2 separate regions of the Homo sapiens genome follow, and region 2 is linked to region 1. The links are chromatin loops, found by intact Hi-C in ENCODE. Cell type or tissue: breast epithelium. All regions are shown on one strand. Each heading gives the region's core, and the rest is flanking DNA. Links, peaks and the distances in the headings are about the cores only. Region 1 has its middle 13 kb from the start of CCNI. Region 2 overlaps SEPTIN11 (septin 11).

Region 1 (8,338 bases), core at 60-8,059:
TTTCCTTGTAAAGCAGGAACAGAGAGAACAGTAGAAAAATGACTGATTGGTTAACATCAAGTTATTTGGGGTTAAGGATTACAACAGAGGGAATTTTCTTGGGAGTGGTAGAATGCACACACTGTAATCCCAGCTACTTGGGAGGCTGAGGCAGGAGGATTCCTTGAGTTCAGGAGATCAAGGTCAGTCTGGGGAAGGTAATGAAACGCATCTCTTAAAAAATAAATATGAAAATAAACTAAACCAGGGAGGACTTTATTATCACGCAGATTAAAACTGGCCTGTTTGGAAGATTAGCTGTTACCTCTCTCTCCTGATTTCTCAGATAACAACTTAGTTTGGTGACATGAAACTTCAGCATGGGTGACTGTTTTGATTTTTAGTCTAGTCCGTTGGGGCCTAGTGCAGGAGCTTAGTCCAAAACAATGGCCTCCTGTAATTTTTATTTAACAGAAGCAGGAACCACCAAATTCAGCATGTAATCAGACTATCAACACACACTTATCAAGCACTTGCGGGGGAAGATGTGTAGAGAAGGGTAAAAATCCTCCAAGTTTTATTTTAGTCTCCTCACACATATGTTTACTATAACACTTATTTCTTCTCAGTAAAGGAAAAGAATTATGTTTTGGGAGTCAATTTAAATTATCCACAATCAAGCCAGGAGCAGTGGCTCATGCCTGTAATCCCAGCACTTTGGGAGGCCAAAGCAGGAGGATTGTTTGAGCTCAGGTGTTGGAGACCAACCTGGGCAACATGGTGAAACCTTGTCTCTACCAAAAATACAAAAAATTAGCTGGGGTGGTGGTGCCTGCCTGTAGTCCCAGCTACTCGGGGGTCTGAGGCGGCTGAGGTGGGAGGATCACTTGAACCTGGGAGGTAGAGGTTGCAGTGAGCAGAGATCTCGCCACTGCACTCTAACATGGATGACAGAGTAAGACTCGTCTCAAAGTAAATAAATAAATAAATAAATAATACACAATCAGGGTTTCTAAGACTTCATTCTTGAAAAACTAAGCTGCCTTTTCTTTTATACTTTAAGTTTTAGGGTACATGTGCACAACGTGCAGGTTTGTCACATATGTATACATGTGCCATGTTGGTGTGCTGCACCCATTATCTCGTCATTTAACATTAGGTATATCTCCTAATGCTATCCCTCCCCCCACCCCGATCCCAGAACAGGCCCCGGTGTGTGATGTTCCCCTTCCTGTGTCCACGTGTTCTCATTGTTCAGTTCCCACCTATGAGTGAGAACATGTGGTGTTTGGTTTTTTGTCCTTGCGATAGTTTGCTGAGAATGATGGTTTCCAGCTTCACCCATGTCACTACAAAGGACATGAACTCATCATTTTTTATGGCTGCATAGTATTCCATGGTGTATATGTGCCACATTTTCTTAATCCAGTCTATCATTGTTGGACATTTGGGTTGGTTCCAAGTCTGCTATTGTGAATAGTGCCGCAATAAACATACCTGTGCATGTGTCTTTATAGCAACATGATTTATAATCCTTTGGGTATATACCCAGTAATGGGATGGCTGGGTCAAATGGTATTTCTAGTTCTAGATCCCTGAGGAATCGCCACACTGTCTTCCACAATGGTTGAACTAGTTTACAGTCCCACCAACAGTGTAAAAGTGTTCCTATTTCTCCATATCCTCTCCAGCACCTGTTGTTTCCTGACTTTTTAATGATCGCCATTGCAACTGGTGTGAGATGGTATCTCATTGTGGTTTTGATTTGCATTTCTCTGATGGCCAGTGATGATGAGCATTTTTTCATGTGTCTTTTGGCTGCATAAATGTCTTCTTTTGAGAAGTGTCTGTTCATATCCTTCGCCCACTTTTTGATGGGGTTGTTTGTTTTTTTCTTGTAAATTTGTTTGAGTTCATTGTAGATTCTGGATAGTAGCCCTTTGACAGATGAGTAGATTACAAAAATTTGATCTCATTCTGTAGGTTGCCTGTTCACTCTGATGGTAGTTTCTTTTGCTGTGTAGAAGCTCTTTAGTTTAATTAGATCCCATCTGTCAATTTTGGTTTTTGTTGCCATTGCTTTTGGTGTTTTAGACATGAAGTCCTTGTCCATGCCTATGTCCTGAATGGTATTGCCTAGGTTTTCTTCTAGGGTTTTTATGGTTTTAGGTCTAACATTTAAGTCTTTAATCCTATTAGGAAAAGAGGAAGTCAAATTGTCCCTTTTTGCAGATGACATGATTGTATATCTAGAAAACCCCATCGTCTCAGCCCAAAATCTCCTTAAGCTGATAAGCAACTTCAGCAAAGTCTCAGCATACAAAATCAATGTGCAAAAATCACAAGCATTCTTATACACCAATAACAGGAAAACAGAGAGCCAAATCATGAGTGAACTCCCATTCACAATTGCTTTAAAGAGAATAAAATACCTAGGAATCCATCTTACAAGGGATGTGAAGGACCTCTTCAAGGAGAACTACAAACCACTGCTCAATGAAATAAAAGAGGATACAAACAAATGAAAGAACATTCCATGCTCGTGGGTAGGAAGAATCAATATCGTGAAAATGGCCATACTGCCCAAGGTAATTTATAGATTCAATGCCATCCCCATCAAGCTACCAATGACTTTCTTCACAGAATTGGAAAAAACTACTTTAAAGTTCATATGGAACCAAAAAAGAGCCCGCATTGCCAAGTCAATCCTAAGCCAAAAGAACAAAGCTGGAGGCATCACACTACCTGACTTCAAACTATACCACAAGGCTACAGTAACCAAAACAACATGGTACTGGTACCAAAACAGAGATATAGACCAAAGGAACAGAACAGGGCCCTCAGAAATAATGCCACATATCTACAACTATCTGATCTTTGACAAACCTGACAAAAACAAGAAATGGGGAAAGGATTCCCTATTTAATATATGGTGCTGGGAAAACTGGCTAGCCATATGTAGAAAGCTGAAACTGGATCCCTTCCTTACACCTTATGCAAAAATTAATTCAAGATGGACTAAGCTGCCTTTATTATGAGATAGTGATTTAACAGATATTTGAGTCCCAGTTGCATGCTGGGTTAGGCACTAAAAGAGATTCTAAGGTGAATGAAATATAGACCTGCTAATAAGAAACGTAATTATTCATTCTTTAATTGAGCAACATTTGCTAGCCGTGTGACCTTGAGGCAAGTTACTCAGCTTTTTGTTGTTGTTTTTTTTGTTTGTTTGTTTTTTGTTTTTTGAGACAGGGTCTGGCTCTGTCATCCAGCCTGGAATGCAGTCTCAACTTCCTGGGTTCAAGTGATCCTCCCACCTCAGCCTCCGGAGTAGCTGGGACTATAGGTCTGTGCCACCATGCCCAGATAATTTTTGTATTTTTGGTAGAGACGGAGTTTCACCATGTTGCCCAAGCTAATCTCAAACTCCTGGGCTCAAGGGATCCACCCACCTTGGTCTCCCAAAATGTTAGGATTACAGGCCTATTATGGCCTACTGAGTAGGCCTATGCATGGCCAACTCAGCTTTCTATAACTTGACCTGTTTCGTCGTCTGTAAAATGGAGGTAATGATGTATCTCCTAGAGTCTTTATGACAATTAAGTGGGATAATATTTGCAAAAGGCTTAGAACAATGTGTGACACATAGGAAACCCTCATTTTTAGCTTAACTATTGCAAGAGGTCTTTATGTGCTAGGCTTGAGTATGTGAGGTATTAATGATTTGCTGTGTAACAAACTACCTCAAAATATAGCTGCTTAAAACAACAAATATGTATTATCTCATACAGTTTCTGAGGCTCAAGAGCTCTAGCTGGGTGGTTCTGGCTCAGCATCTTTCATGAGGTTACTGTTAGTGGTGGCAAATCCACACAGGTCTGCAGCAACCTCAATTCTTGCCTCCTCAGAAGAAAGAATTTGACTGAGGGGCATAAGGCAAAGGTAGAGACTGAGGCAAGTTTTAGAGCAGGAGTGAAAGTTTATTAAAAATCAGGCTGGGCGCAGTGTTTCATGCCTGTAATTCCAGCACTTTGGGAGGCCAAGGCGGGCGTATCACCTAAGGTGGGGAGTTCAAGACCAGCCTGACCAACATGGAGAAACCCCGTCTCTACTAAAAAAAAAAAAAAAAAAAAAAAAATACAAAATTAGCCGGGTGTGGTGGTGCATGCCTGTAATCCTAGCTACTCAGGAGGCCGAGGCAGGAGAATCGCTTGAACCCGGCAGGTGGAGGTTGCGGTGAGCCGAGATTGCGCCATGCACTCCAGCCTGGGCAATGAGCAAAGCTCTGTCTCAAAAAAAAAAAAAAAAGTTTATTAAAAATCTTTAGAATAGGAATGAAAGGAAGTACACTTGGAAGAGGCTCAAGTGGGCGACTTGAGAGATGAAATGTGCGGTTTGACTTTTTGACTTAGGGCTTTGTATGTTGGCATGCTTCTGGGGTCTTGTGTCCCTTCTCCCCTGATTCTTCCTTGGGGTGGGCTGTCTGCACGCACAGTGGCCTGCCAGAGCTAGGGAGGGGAGCATGCTCAGTGTGTTCACTGGCATTGTATGCATGCTCGCTTGAGGTGTTCTTCCTTACCAGTCAAATGTTTATAGAAGGTCATGTATCAGTTAAACTGCCATTTTGCCTCTTAATGTGCATGCTTGAGCCCACTTGCCCAATTCCTGAGATCTTATTGGGAAGCTGCTAAGTTTCTGGTGTTTCTGTTTATTGGGAGACTTTCTTTCCCTGGCACTGGCTGCAACCAATTATTATTTTAGAGAGACAGTTTAATAACGGCCTGACCATCACCTGATGGTTGCCTGACATTCCTGTTGTGGGAGCCTCTCTCCTGCTCTGCTCATGTCTGACTAGCTATCTACTGTAACATTTCAATGAGCTTGTTGACTGGGGCTGAAGTCATGGAGGGATTGGAGAATCTGCCACCCAGTTCAGTGGCTGTTGGCAGAGGCTTCAGTTCCTTGCACTAGGTCTCTCCATAGGGCTGTCCAAGATCAGGCAGCTGGCTTCACATGTAACAAGTGATGGTGGGGGAGGGCAGAGAGAGACAAGATAGAAGCTGCAACTGCTGCCATATTCTGTTCAGTAGAAGCAACTCACTAAGTCCAGGCTATACTGAATGGGAGAGGAATTAAACTTGAAGAGTATCAAATAATTCATGGACCTATTTTTAAAACTGCCACAGGTATGGAAAGAAAAGTAAGGGTTATCTAAGTAGACAAGAACAGATACGATAGGCAAAGGGTGTAGCGGAAACAAAGGAATAGAGATAATAAGAGAATTACATAGAATGCACTCTAGCATGGCTAGAGAATTAAGGTGATTACTTCTTCCCATTTTATTTTATTACCATTATTATCATTACTATTTGGAGACAAGGTCTTGCTCTGTTGCCTGCGCCTGAGTGCAGTGGTGTGATTATGGCTCACTGCAGCCTCAACTCCTGGGCTCAAGCAGGAGCCCAGCTAATGTCTTTTGTAGAGACAGTCTCACTGTGTTGCCCTGGCTGGTCTCAAACTCCTGGTCTCAAGCAGTCCTCCCACCTCAGCCTCCCAAAGTGCTGGGACTACAGGTGTACACCACCACACTCAGCCTCACTTATTCCCATGTTATTTCTTTGCTTGTTTGTTTGTTTTTTGTGATGGAGTCTCGCTTTTGTTGCCCAGGCTGGAGTGCAATGGCACGATCTTGGCTCGCTGCAACCTCTGCCTCCCGTTCGAGCTATTCTGCCTCAGCCTCCCAAGTAGCTGGGATTACAGGCATGCACCACCATGCCCAGCTAATTTTGTATTTTTAGTAGAGATGGGGTTTCACCATGTTGGCCAGGCTGGTCTCGAACTCCTGACCTCAGGTGATGCACCCACCTTGGCCTCCCAAAATAAAGTAATTTTCCCAATATATACAATTAGTAGATGGCAGATCCAGGGCCTGAAACCATATTTCTGATTATAGAATATTTGATTTTATCTCTATGTTGGGGTTCTCCTGAGAAACATAGCCAACAGGGAGGGTGGGTGTGCCTGTGTGTGGAGAGAGAGAGAGAGAGAGAGAGAGAGAGACAGAGAGAGAGAGAGACAGAGAGAGAGAGAGATTTATTTTAAGGAATTGGCTCATGCAATTGTGGAGGCTTGGTAAATCCAAGATCTGCAGTCTAGGCTGGAGACCCAGGGAAGAGTGGCAGTTTCGAGGCCATAATCAGTCTGCTAGCTGAATTCCTTCTTGCTCAGGGGAGATCAGTGTTCTATTAAGATCTTCAGCTGATTGGATGACACCTACTCTTATAAAAGGTAACGCTTTACTCAAATTATTCTGATTTAAACGTTAATCTCATCCATTAAAAAAAATAATAAAATTAAAAACATCTACTCAGAAACTCCAGAATGATGTTTTACCAAGTATCTGAGCACTGTGGCTCAGACAAGTTCACACATGAAATTAACTGTCTTACTACCTTATACAACAATGACAATTTACAGTTCAGACTGCAAAGGTCCTTGAATGCCATTTTGTTGGATTTATGAAAATTAACCAGTGGCTCTCTAAGAGATTTGACCTTCATCATCTGATACTGGCAGCAGGAATGAGGTGGGGTGGGTGTCCTATAGAATAGTTTAATTTCTTTAGGGAACGTGTGTTGGAATATTTGCCTATCATGCTTGATTTTCAACCTTATTTTGACACATGACAAATTGGATGTTTTTTCCTTTCAATACTTTTCCTTTTGGTCCACATATTTTTAGTAATTAATCATTTTTTATACATTTTACATATCTCTTTTTTCTTTTTTTGGGGTGGAGAGACAGGGTTGCTCTCTGTCGCCCAGGCTGGAGTGCAGTGGCACAATCTTGGCTCACTGCAATCTTGACCTCCTGGTCTCAAGTGATCCTTCCACCTCAGCTTCCCAAGTAGCTGGGACTACAGGAACATGCTAATTTTTGTAGAGATGGGGTCTCGCTATGCTGCCCAGGCTGGTCTTGAACTCTTGGCCTGAAATGATCCTCCTGCTTTGGCCCCCCAAAATATTGGGATTACAGATATGAGCCACCTCACCCAGCCATTTCATGTATTTCAATATAATGACTTAGATTTCAAAAATATTTTTCTTTGGCCAGGTGTGGTGGCTCACGCCTGTAATCCCAGCACTTTGGGAGGCCAAGGCAGGTGGATCACCTGAGGTCAGCTGGCCAACATGGCGAAACCCCATCTCTACTAAAAATTCAAAATTAGCTGGGCGTGATGGTGGGCGCCTGAGGTCCCAGCTACTTGGGAAGCTGAGGTAGGAGAATCGCTTGAACCCCAGAGGTGGAGGACATAGTGAGCCGAGATCGTGCCACTGCACTCCAGCCTGGGCGACAGAGCAAGACTCCATCTCAAAAATATATATGCATATATATGTATACTTTTTTTCTTTATTGTATATTCTCTCCTATTTAGTCTTTCTTAACTTTAACTTTTTCTTTCTCTTTGAGGCCTTATTTCAAGGCTTACTTTTAGATATCCCTTCTACCAAAGTGCAATGTGAATTTAGTAAAGATGACAGAAATGTAGGTGAGAACTAAAGGACCCAGTTTGTAGACCATCTGGACTAGGAGATTCAAAAGGTATAAATATTGTTCAAGCTTCATTTCTTTGCAGGCAGTGCATAAAAGAAAAGCTATTTCAACCTTGATGCTGGAGAGATTTCTCTCTGTAGCTAACATAGAACAGGAAACCTTAATATTTTTCTTGGTGCCTCAGAATTTAAAGTCACATTGGTCCCAGACTGTTGTTTTGGACCACTTGAAACAGCAGGAGAAAACACGTAATTGGGAGTGGGCTGGAGAATGTTATGAGGCCACTCAAAAGTGATCTGGATTATAAATCTATGCATACACCCTATTAGGAGAGAACAGGAAGCAGAATCTAGAAAACCAGTAGAGCAAAAGTTCTGATAAGCTAGAAGAAAAAGCAGAACCAGACTTGCAGAGTAAATGGGGGCCGAGACCTCATAATAGAGTGTAAAACAGAGTGAAAGGATTGGGAGCTAGTTTTATGGTTATATCCATATTCTGGTCAGTTGTTTTGTGGAAACCGCAAAAGGGAGGGTGAGCATCAGATGGTTAGTTAAAATCAGCAGTGTAGCCATTGTTTTGAAAGGGCTGGTTTCTGTTTTGCCTGTAGGGAAGGAAGCCTGATGGTGGTTAGCAAGGGAGAGGGTATAAGGAGTGGGATCTCCCATTGCATCATGGCCCTGGGAATGTAGTTTTAAGGTTTCTCTGTGGTCCTCTTGGCCAAGAGGGGGTCTTTTCAGTCACTTGGGGAGCTTTCCAAGAGAAGATTTTGAAAGTTTATTCATCTTTTTGTTTTTAATAAAATTAA
Region 2 (8,338 bases), core at 147-8,146, 52 kb before region 1:
TCTTTTCACCCTGAGGCACTCAGTGCATAAAGGTTCAAGTTTTAAAACTAAGAATGTTTCCAAAAGACCAGCAATGTTAAAAGAGTATTTCGTGTATACTAGACGTGCCTTTAAGCAATAAAAATTCCAAGAGCTGATCATTATTGTGCTTCCATTTTAGAAAAGTTTATTTAGTAACAAACTTCCCAGTGTAGGGAGGTTTTTCCTTGCCCTTTTGAACATGTTAGGTTATTTTCTTCCTATCCTGGGGCCTTACCAATGTGTAATGCTTTCAAAGTTTCTATGAAGCCTGTGTGGATTCTATTTTAGCTTATTTATATATTCTCATTTATTTTGAAGGATATTATACTTAATTTGGTTCAGAGTAGTCGCCAGGTTTTGCACCTGACAATGGCACATATTTTTTGTATAACTTTTTCTAGGTCCTTACCCTTTTCCACACTTTACATTTGTACAGTGAAAGCAACTGCCAGTGGAGGCCTGAAATGTCCAAGAAAAAAAAAAATCACACCTCTTACTGCCAGTGGTAGTGGAGTGTTTTGGTTAGAGGGACCGCAGAAAGACAGTGGCCAGGCTAGACAGAGCAGCACTTTGAAAAGAGCTGGGAAGATGCCTCCTAGCATAGCTGGAACAGATGTGGGAGTTGCCATTCAGGAACTGACTTTGTTATAGGTAGAAAATGAAAAGGCAGATGCTTACTTATTTACCTGCTATGCTTCCACCTCCAAGCCTAACTTAGTTTTTCTAATAGTTTTAAATTCTCTTTTTTCTGTTCTAATGACACGCTCCTTTTTTAATGTAGGTAAGGCTTTATACTTCTCCTTGACCTGTAGTGGCATGAGAGTGTATAACATTTCCTAAGATGACAGGCAAAGTAGAACTAACCCTGGCACTGCCATTAGCTGGACCCCACCTTCTGCCATCTCTGGCCACGAAGTCACTTTCCTTGTTTGCGGCTATACCACAGTGGTGGGACTGCCCAGGGGTAAGTTGGTCAGTGGACAGTGTTCCTCTTTTCTGAAAACTGTCTGCACAATTGCCAGCAGGCATTTGCTGGTTAAGATGCAAACAGTTTTAAAATTCGTCATTTTAAAACCATACTTGGCATCTAATAACTACAGTTTACCCAACCATCCACTCATCTTTTAAAAAAAAATCATTTTGATTCTTGCTAAGGAATAAGGTTGCATGTTTTGCAGTTGCCTAAAATTAGACACGTGGACCGTGGGTTTGGCATTACTTTGTACCTAAAAGAGGGGGAAAGCTCCTGGCATTGCTGTAGCTGTAACCATTCCAGTGATTGTCCTTTTTTTCCCCCTACCCAACTAGATTAATAGCATGTCCTCCATTCACTATGTAATTTCAATCCCTAAACTGCTTTAGACCTTTTCTTCAAGTCAATTGTACAAAGGCATTTATTGTATATTTATTCTCTGACTCCTTCAGCAGCTCAGAAGTGGAAAATGAAGCTCCTATTCAGTACTAATGGGACACCCAAACCTAATAGATAATGGTTTTGTGTTATTTGAGAAAACAAAAGCCAAACAGTAAATCCTCCCACTAGACATGCAGTGGTTTCAAGAAGTCACTTGTGAATTCTAAATTACATACAAATGGAAACTAACCATATGTCTTTAATTCAGTATTAAATTTTGCTTTGGCTTGTCATGTAGAGTAGCCTTCTCAAATTTTTGGTTTTAATTTCTGTCAATTCCATAATCATTGCATGAGCATTCACCATCACTGAATGCTGGTGCTGTCGCTCCTAATTTTCCTTTCTTTTTAATTTATTATTATTTCTAACTTTTTTGTTTTGTTTTTTAACTTGCAGTGCAAGCTTCACATAAAGCCTGGCAAGCCAAGGATGTTCCCGCATTCACCTGCTTTTGCAGTAATATCGTATCTCTGCCATGTGTGTTCTTTAGTTTTATTTTATTTTATTTTATTTTTTTACCCTTCCTCAAACACCAGTAACTATTATTAACTCGTTTTGCTGAATGTTGTTGGGTGGTAGAAAATGATAGAACAAGGGAATAACCGCGAATGCTCTGTGCAGCTGGACTCTGTTTCCGGAAAGTAAATGATTTGCTTTTTATGCCTGTTCTGAATGGCAGCACGAAGCAGGCCTGTTACTTGTATGTCGCTTTGGACAGAGGAAAGTGGGGTAAAATGCTACCTGTACGTCTGACATGAAAACTTCTCACCGCCTCAGCAGCTGAACTAAAAACCTGAATAGCCATGACAAGAGTTTGCATTTTCTTGATGATTCATCTCCATGAGTGCACAATCCCTGAACTCACTGTCTTTTCTCCACACTTGTCCTAAGCCAAGGTAGATTTGTACGTAGACAGACTGGTGAGCAAGCATTATATTTTATTTTTACCCTTGCATGACATTTTCATTTTAATCAATAACATTATTTGGCCTGAGCTTGTGGGTCTGTTCAGACTGTCTCCTCTCATGGTTTGAAACTGCATCTGAATGCCTGCCTTCAATCCTGGCCAAGTTGGAGTAGACTGGTATGAGAAAACTATGATTAGTTCACATTTACTGGTGCATCCTTGATCCTCTCACAGATAGAGGTCTTAAAGGTTGGATCATGTAACATTGCTTAGTAGAAGAATCTTCTTCTAAGGATGATGGGCTTTCTACAGCCTGCTTACCACTAACAGTAAGGAATCTTTCATAAACACACCTCAGTTTGTTCCCAGTGGGCTTAGAGGGAGGACCTGATGACTGATTCCAGGATACTTGTACTTCTAATAACATTTTTCATGAATCATGAGAAAATTTCCACAGATACTTCCCTTAGAAAATTTGCTATAAACTCTGTATCATTGGTAGCACAAATTTGAGCGAGGCCTTGTCAATTTTAAGGTGGAAATAGGAAGGACCACAACATGACCCGTAAGTCAAGAAGGTAGACATTTCATATCCAGCTTCCTTGCTTAGTCTCCTTTCAGTATTTGGCAATAAAAGAAAGAAGAAATAGAACAGCTGAAGTCTCAAATCATTGTCTGGAATTTTCCTCACCTTGGCTAGCTCCACCTGCTCTTTGTCTAAGGCCCTTGCCTCATCAGGGATTAGAACTGGCCCATATGCCAGAACCTGTACTAAATGCCTAATTTGTATGGAAGAGTGCATATTTAATCTCTTTTCTATACTGCTCCTTTCTGATGCTTATCCTTTCATCTGTGTGATTGTTTTTTCCCCTCTACTAACAAGATCCTCCCAGCTTTCTCTCTACATGTAGAAAGGATAACATTTCTCATGAACCCACTGCCCCTCTGCATTTTCCTCACTGGTTAGAGATTAAGTAAATAGGATAGAATATGCTGCGTCTCCCCTGACACACACTTTCTTTTTTGAATGAGCAAGTCTCCATTTTGATTTCAGCAAAGATTTTTTCTCCTTTTCTTTGTCCTCAACCATACTTAGAGGAAAGAAGGAATGGTCTTCCATGAACTGATTATGCTTAATTAAGCAAAGTAAGGAAATTAGTTTCATGGAAGCCTAAACAAAGCTGGAATAGAAACTACACACTAGACACAGCAGTAGTCATAGTCTTCACAGGTTTAGGAGCTACTGGACCAACATTCTTGTTTTTGCTTTTGTTTTTTTAAATAATTCTAGTCTGGAGCTAACTGTGGAGCAGCCAAATAGTAGCTGGCATGTTGATTCAAACCATGGGCTGAATTTGCTCATAGGCTGTGCATCAGACAAAAGCTTGAATATTTGTGTTGTATGCTTGTTCCAACCACCGCTTGTGTGAGCATTTTTGTGGCTTGTACAGAAAGTACACTTTTAAATTGTCTCTTGCATCACTAAAATTTTTTTAAAATGAGCATAACAACGAAAGGCATCCAGCTGACTTTTTGATTCCAAGATTATTGATTGGATTGACTTTTTTGCATTAAATTTTTCCCAGCAAAATAAATCATATGGCGAGTCAGGGAATAAAAAGTCAAAAGAAACAAATAGAAGCTTTTTTTTTTAAAAAATGTATTGCTTCTGAACTTTTTTCTGCCACTGCTCCCTAGCCCTGTTTAGTTTGTTATTGCTGCTTTTCTTTTTTCTTTCTGTATCTATGCCTTTTTTTCACAGTAGTCCTTGGCTCTGCACGGAATAAATGATACCCTCAAATCTAATTGGATGTGCTTTCGCCTTTGCATGTAAGTACGGTAGTAAGAAACCTTTGAGATCTTTCTGACTTTTCAAAATTAGAGAAAGCAAATGGGATGGATAGATTTTTTTTTTCTTTTCAAGGGGGGCAGGAAGGTAATGGTTTGAGTAGCCTTTGTTTAAAAAAAAGACTAAATATATTTAAAAGGCCACATTTATATTTTTTTCACAAGAACCACATAATAAATTCCACTTCTTGACCTGAATTTGGAAATCCGAAATTACTAATCCAGGCCAGGTGTGGTGGCTCATGCCTGTAATCCCAGCACTTTGAGAGGCCGAGGTGGGCAGATCACTTGAGGCCTGGAGTTCAAGACCACCTTGGCGAACACGGTGAAACCCCGTCTCTACAAAAAATACAAAAATTAGCCAGGCGTGGTGGCACGTGCCTGTAGTCCCAGCTACTTGGGAGGCTAAGTCAGGAGAATTGCTTGAACTTGGGAGATGGAGGTTGCAGTGAGCCAAGATTGCACCACTGCATTCCAACCTGGGTGATGAAGTGAGACTCTCCAAAAAAAAAAAAGAAATTATTAATCCCTGCCTGTGCTCTACATAGCCTCATGGGCATCATTGGATAGCTCAGAGGGCCCTTGATTCTGGCAAGGCAAATAAAGCCAGAATGAGAAATTACCATCTTCTACTAGAGAAAACCAAGAGAAAAATTTTTATGCTAGGATGCCTTTATGACCACTTAATTTTTTAATCTTAGTTTAATGGTCTCTCCCTGGTGCTAACTGCTGACAGTGGCCACCTCTTTTTTGGGGATTGAGGGGCCTACATAACTAGCTGGCCTTACCCCATATCTTTTGTTCAAACATAATACCATCTTTTTGCTTCTTCTGAACTTTAGATCTCCATAACACATGTACTGTAGAATGTGATGGAAAAGCATTGATGAGAATTTATTGGCAGTTCAGATTGTGTTTTCCCAACTTAGGCTCTTTATTAATTGGTTAAGGTTTTCTCCAAAAAGGGCATTTCAACAATGGGAATTATTTAATGTAACAGTGGGCACAGATTACTTATCTTCCTTCTCTGCTTTGTGACTCACCAGCAGTAACACACACAATCCACATCTTGTGCACCTCAAATGAACAGACTTGGTTTCCTTGCTTTCTTGACATTTCCATGACTGTTTCACATACAAACTATTGGGTGAGGTTTTTCAGCTGTTACCGACCCACGTCCTGCTGTCTCTGTGTGGTCCTACAAAAACTGTCCATTCCCACCCCTTTGCTTTGCCATTTGCAAGAGTCTGGAATTGTCAGGTCTCAGCTTCGAAAAGTCCTGGTTCCACTGACAGGACACATTCTTTAGTGGGAATTAAGACCTACAAAGTCTAGTTTGTATGTAGGTATGAAGGGAATTTTTTAAATAAATTGAAAAGCTGTGAACAGCATTAGAACTTTGTCTATTTCTTAATTTTAAAATATGCTGATATGCCTTAAACTGTAGTTGTAGATCCTTGTCATTTTGCTGTTTGAAAATAACCAATGTGTTTTCTAAAACTGTCGTGTAATCTACTTTCATTGTTAATGCAGAATTGTCATATATGTAAGCTGCATGTTAGACATTTGTCTTTTTTAAACTAAAGTAATTGTATTGATGTGAAGCATATCATTTTTTCAAATATGAAAGTGATCACTTAGCAACATGCTTGGTAATTTGGCATCTGTTAAGGTAGGAGAGTGGTGAACAGATAATCTATGCATATATCACTAGTGCCAAGACATAAAGCGGGGGAAAATATATTTTTACCCAAACATTATTTGTGTGCCCTTTTTTGTGAGTTCTTTTTAGTCACTGCTTGGTTTGCATATGTACACGTGCTTACTGGATAAAAGAAATAGGGATAAGAGTCTCATGCTTTCCTGCCTCGTGTGGTAGACTTCAAATGGCTGCCGTCTGGGTTACACCAGTTTCTCAAAGATACGTGCCATGTGGTGTCCTGTACTTCACATATCATGTTATCACCCTTTTTCCCCCATGCCTGTCCCTGTCCACCCTGCCAATTCATGTGCCTTGGTGCCCAGCTGAGGCATCGTCTTCTTCACTGGCCTCCTCTTCCCTGCTGCTGCTCACCCTCCCGTCGAGCTCGAGGAAGTCACCCCATTAACTGACACACTGCTGTTCTTTCACAGCTTGTTGTAGAGAAGCTCCTTTTCTTTTCTTAAGCCATTAAGAATCAAATTTGAATCTGAACCTTTCTTTTTTCTCTTCTGTAGCTTCTTCTTTATGTAACCATCCTGTTGACAAGCCCTACTCTCTCCTAATGGACATAGAGCATTAGAAGAGCAGGAGCTGTCTGTTCACACGTGTTGGGGAAGAGTTACCTCATTTCCACCATCGCCTCCTGTTCTTTTAAAGTCTGGGTCAAATATTGCACTGCTGTTTGTACTTGTCAATGTCTGCCCATAGTGGATACTGAAGTGACTTACCACTACCAAAAATAGTCATATTCAATAATATTAATTAAAAAGGAAAAAGGAAATTGACTGAAACAGAAAACGTGGGCCAAGACCCAAGGTCTTGTGCTGGGATCCCCTTGCTTAGAACTATCATGTTCTTGAAGCTGCTGATCCAAGAACTGATGGACTGAAGACAGCGTGTACCCTAACCTGAGGGGGCCACCACACCCAGGGCCCACAAACTTGATCTCATGGTAACTCCTGTCCTTTCTGTCCCATGAGCCACATTCTGAACAGCCTGATCAGGATCCTCAACCGTCAGGTCATAAGATCCGAGCAACATTTTCCTTCCTTTTGTTAGTTTTATGGGTTGTTTTGGTGTTTGGGGTTTTTAAAAAAAAAAAATCATTTGATATTGCATGAACAGAGATGGCTGCAATTTTTTTTCTTTGGAGTGTTCTATTGATACAATGTTTTTATTTTTCAGCTGACCATCTGCCTCTTGAGAGAGAGAGAAGTGGGCATCCTTCCTTTAAATTCAGGAACCACTGTTGTTTTATTTGACTTTTTCTGTTACTTGCATCCCTTATATAAGTTGTTTTGGATTTGGGACTATGTTTTGGGGGAGAAAAACTCCAGTTAGTTCTGTTTTTTGTATTGGTTATTCAGCTTACTTTTGGTATCAAAATTATGCCAGTTTTAAGCTCACTTGAGTGAAGTTTAAGTCACAAGATTCTGTTTAACATGCTTTCCTTGTTTTGGAAACAACCAAAAACTTCCCTTTTTTGTTACGGGATTTTGACCTACAAATCCTAATCATGTTTAAAATGTGCCGGTGTTGGGTAGATGACTTTTCTGCCTCTGGGGTTCAATTTATATTTAAAGATACCTTAAAATAACTTACTGGCCCATCCCTGCCTTTTTATTTGTTGTGAAGCTCTGTACCTTGTGTCCACAGCTTTTTACCAAGACCCATATGTCTTGGACCATGGGAAATGAACCCCAAACAAGTACATGTCTCTTCTCCCAGATAACAGCATCATTAACAATGGTTCTGATTCACATTGTCTTCTCAGAGTTACCTAGGTGGATTTCTCTACAATATCTGCAAAAAAACCTGCTGAGAATCAAAGCATTCAGACTTGATCACTTAAAATAACATCCATATCCAAACACATACTTCTGCCAGTTGAGTAAGCCTCTGATTTCTAATGCTGACCTGTTTGTGATGAGTCAGATTCAGGGCTAGATTACTTTAGTTAGCAGTCACTTCTTGGGGGCAGTTTTCATAGTGAAGGGACAATTTTCAAATCGTATGTATTATAAAGCATGGACATATATTTTGTTATCTTTCAATTTCATTACCTGTTTGTAGATAGGCTTATTTCCATCTTTACTTTTCAGCTCCATAGTAGGTAGATCATAGAAATACCGTTGGTGGCATGAGTTGCCTTTAATCAAGATCCTCAGGAGTGTTCCCCTCTGAATAAGAATGGTAACATATGGTTCCTTTAGACAGTGAAATGAAGAAGCAACAGTCCCTGCCTCTTGAATCACTTGATTCCTGGAAAGAGATTATTTAGAGCAATTGGATGAACAAGTTGGCAAGCTGCTTTCTTTACTTAGAAACTAAGTAAATGTAAGTAAAGTCAGATACATGTGAGCCATTAAATGATCAAAATGTCAGCATCAAAAGCCATCCCCTTCATTCTACACTATAATCTGTAAGGACAGAAATCTGCTAGTAA

What was found. Hi-C counts contacts between places; a loop is a spot of excess contacts. Peaks named below come from ENCODE experiments on the same cell type or tissue, not always from the same donor. Only the 100,000 strongest peaks of a DNase experiment are listed, where the experiment ranks them.
Region 2: it touches region 1 in a loop (19-fold over the local background); 4 of 110 quality-filtered maps call a loop at or near these places.

Annotation. Positions count from the first base shown.
Region 1 is chr4:77,085,107-77,093,444 of GRCh38, forward strand. No RefSeq gene overlaps it. Among named protein-coding and RNA genes, the nearest start is that of CCNI, 13 kb to the left of the region's middle. In breast epithelium, for the core only: no CTCF peak of the experiment used is centred there; no DNase peak of the experiment used is centred there; H3K27ac peaks cover 548 bases.
Region 2 is chr4:77,032,666-77,041,003 of GRCh38, forward strand. It overlaps SEPTIN11 (septin 11), which reads left to right. Exons shown (of 10, transcript NM_018243.4): 10 at 1,832-5,950. The coding sequence ends at 1,847. Among named protein-coding and RNA genes, the nearest start is that of CCNI, 39 kb to the right of the region's middle. In breast epithelium, for the core only: no CTCF peak of the experiment used is centred there; a DNase peak (open chromatin) is centred at 3,676; H3K27ac peaks cover 768 bases.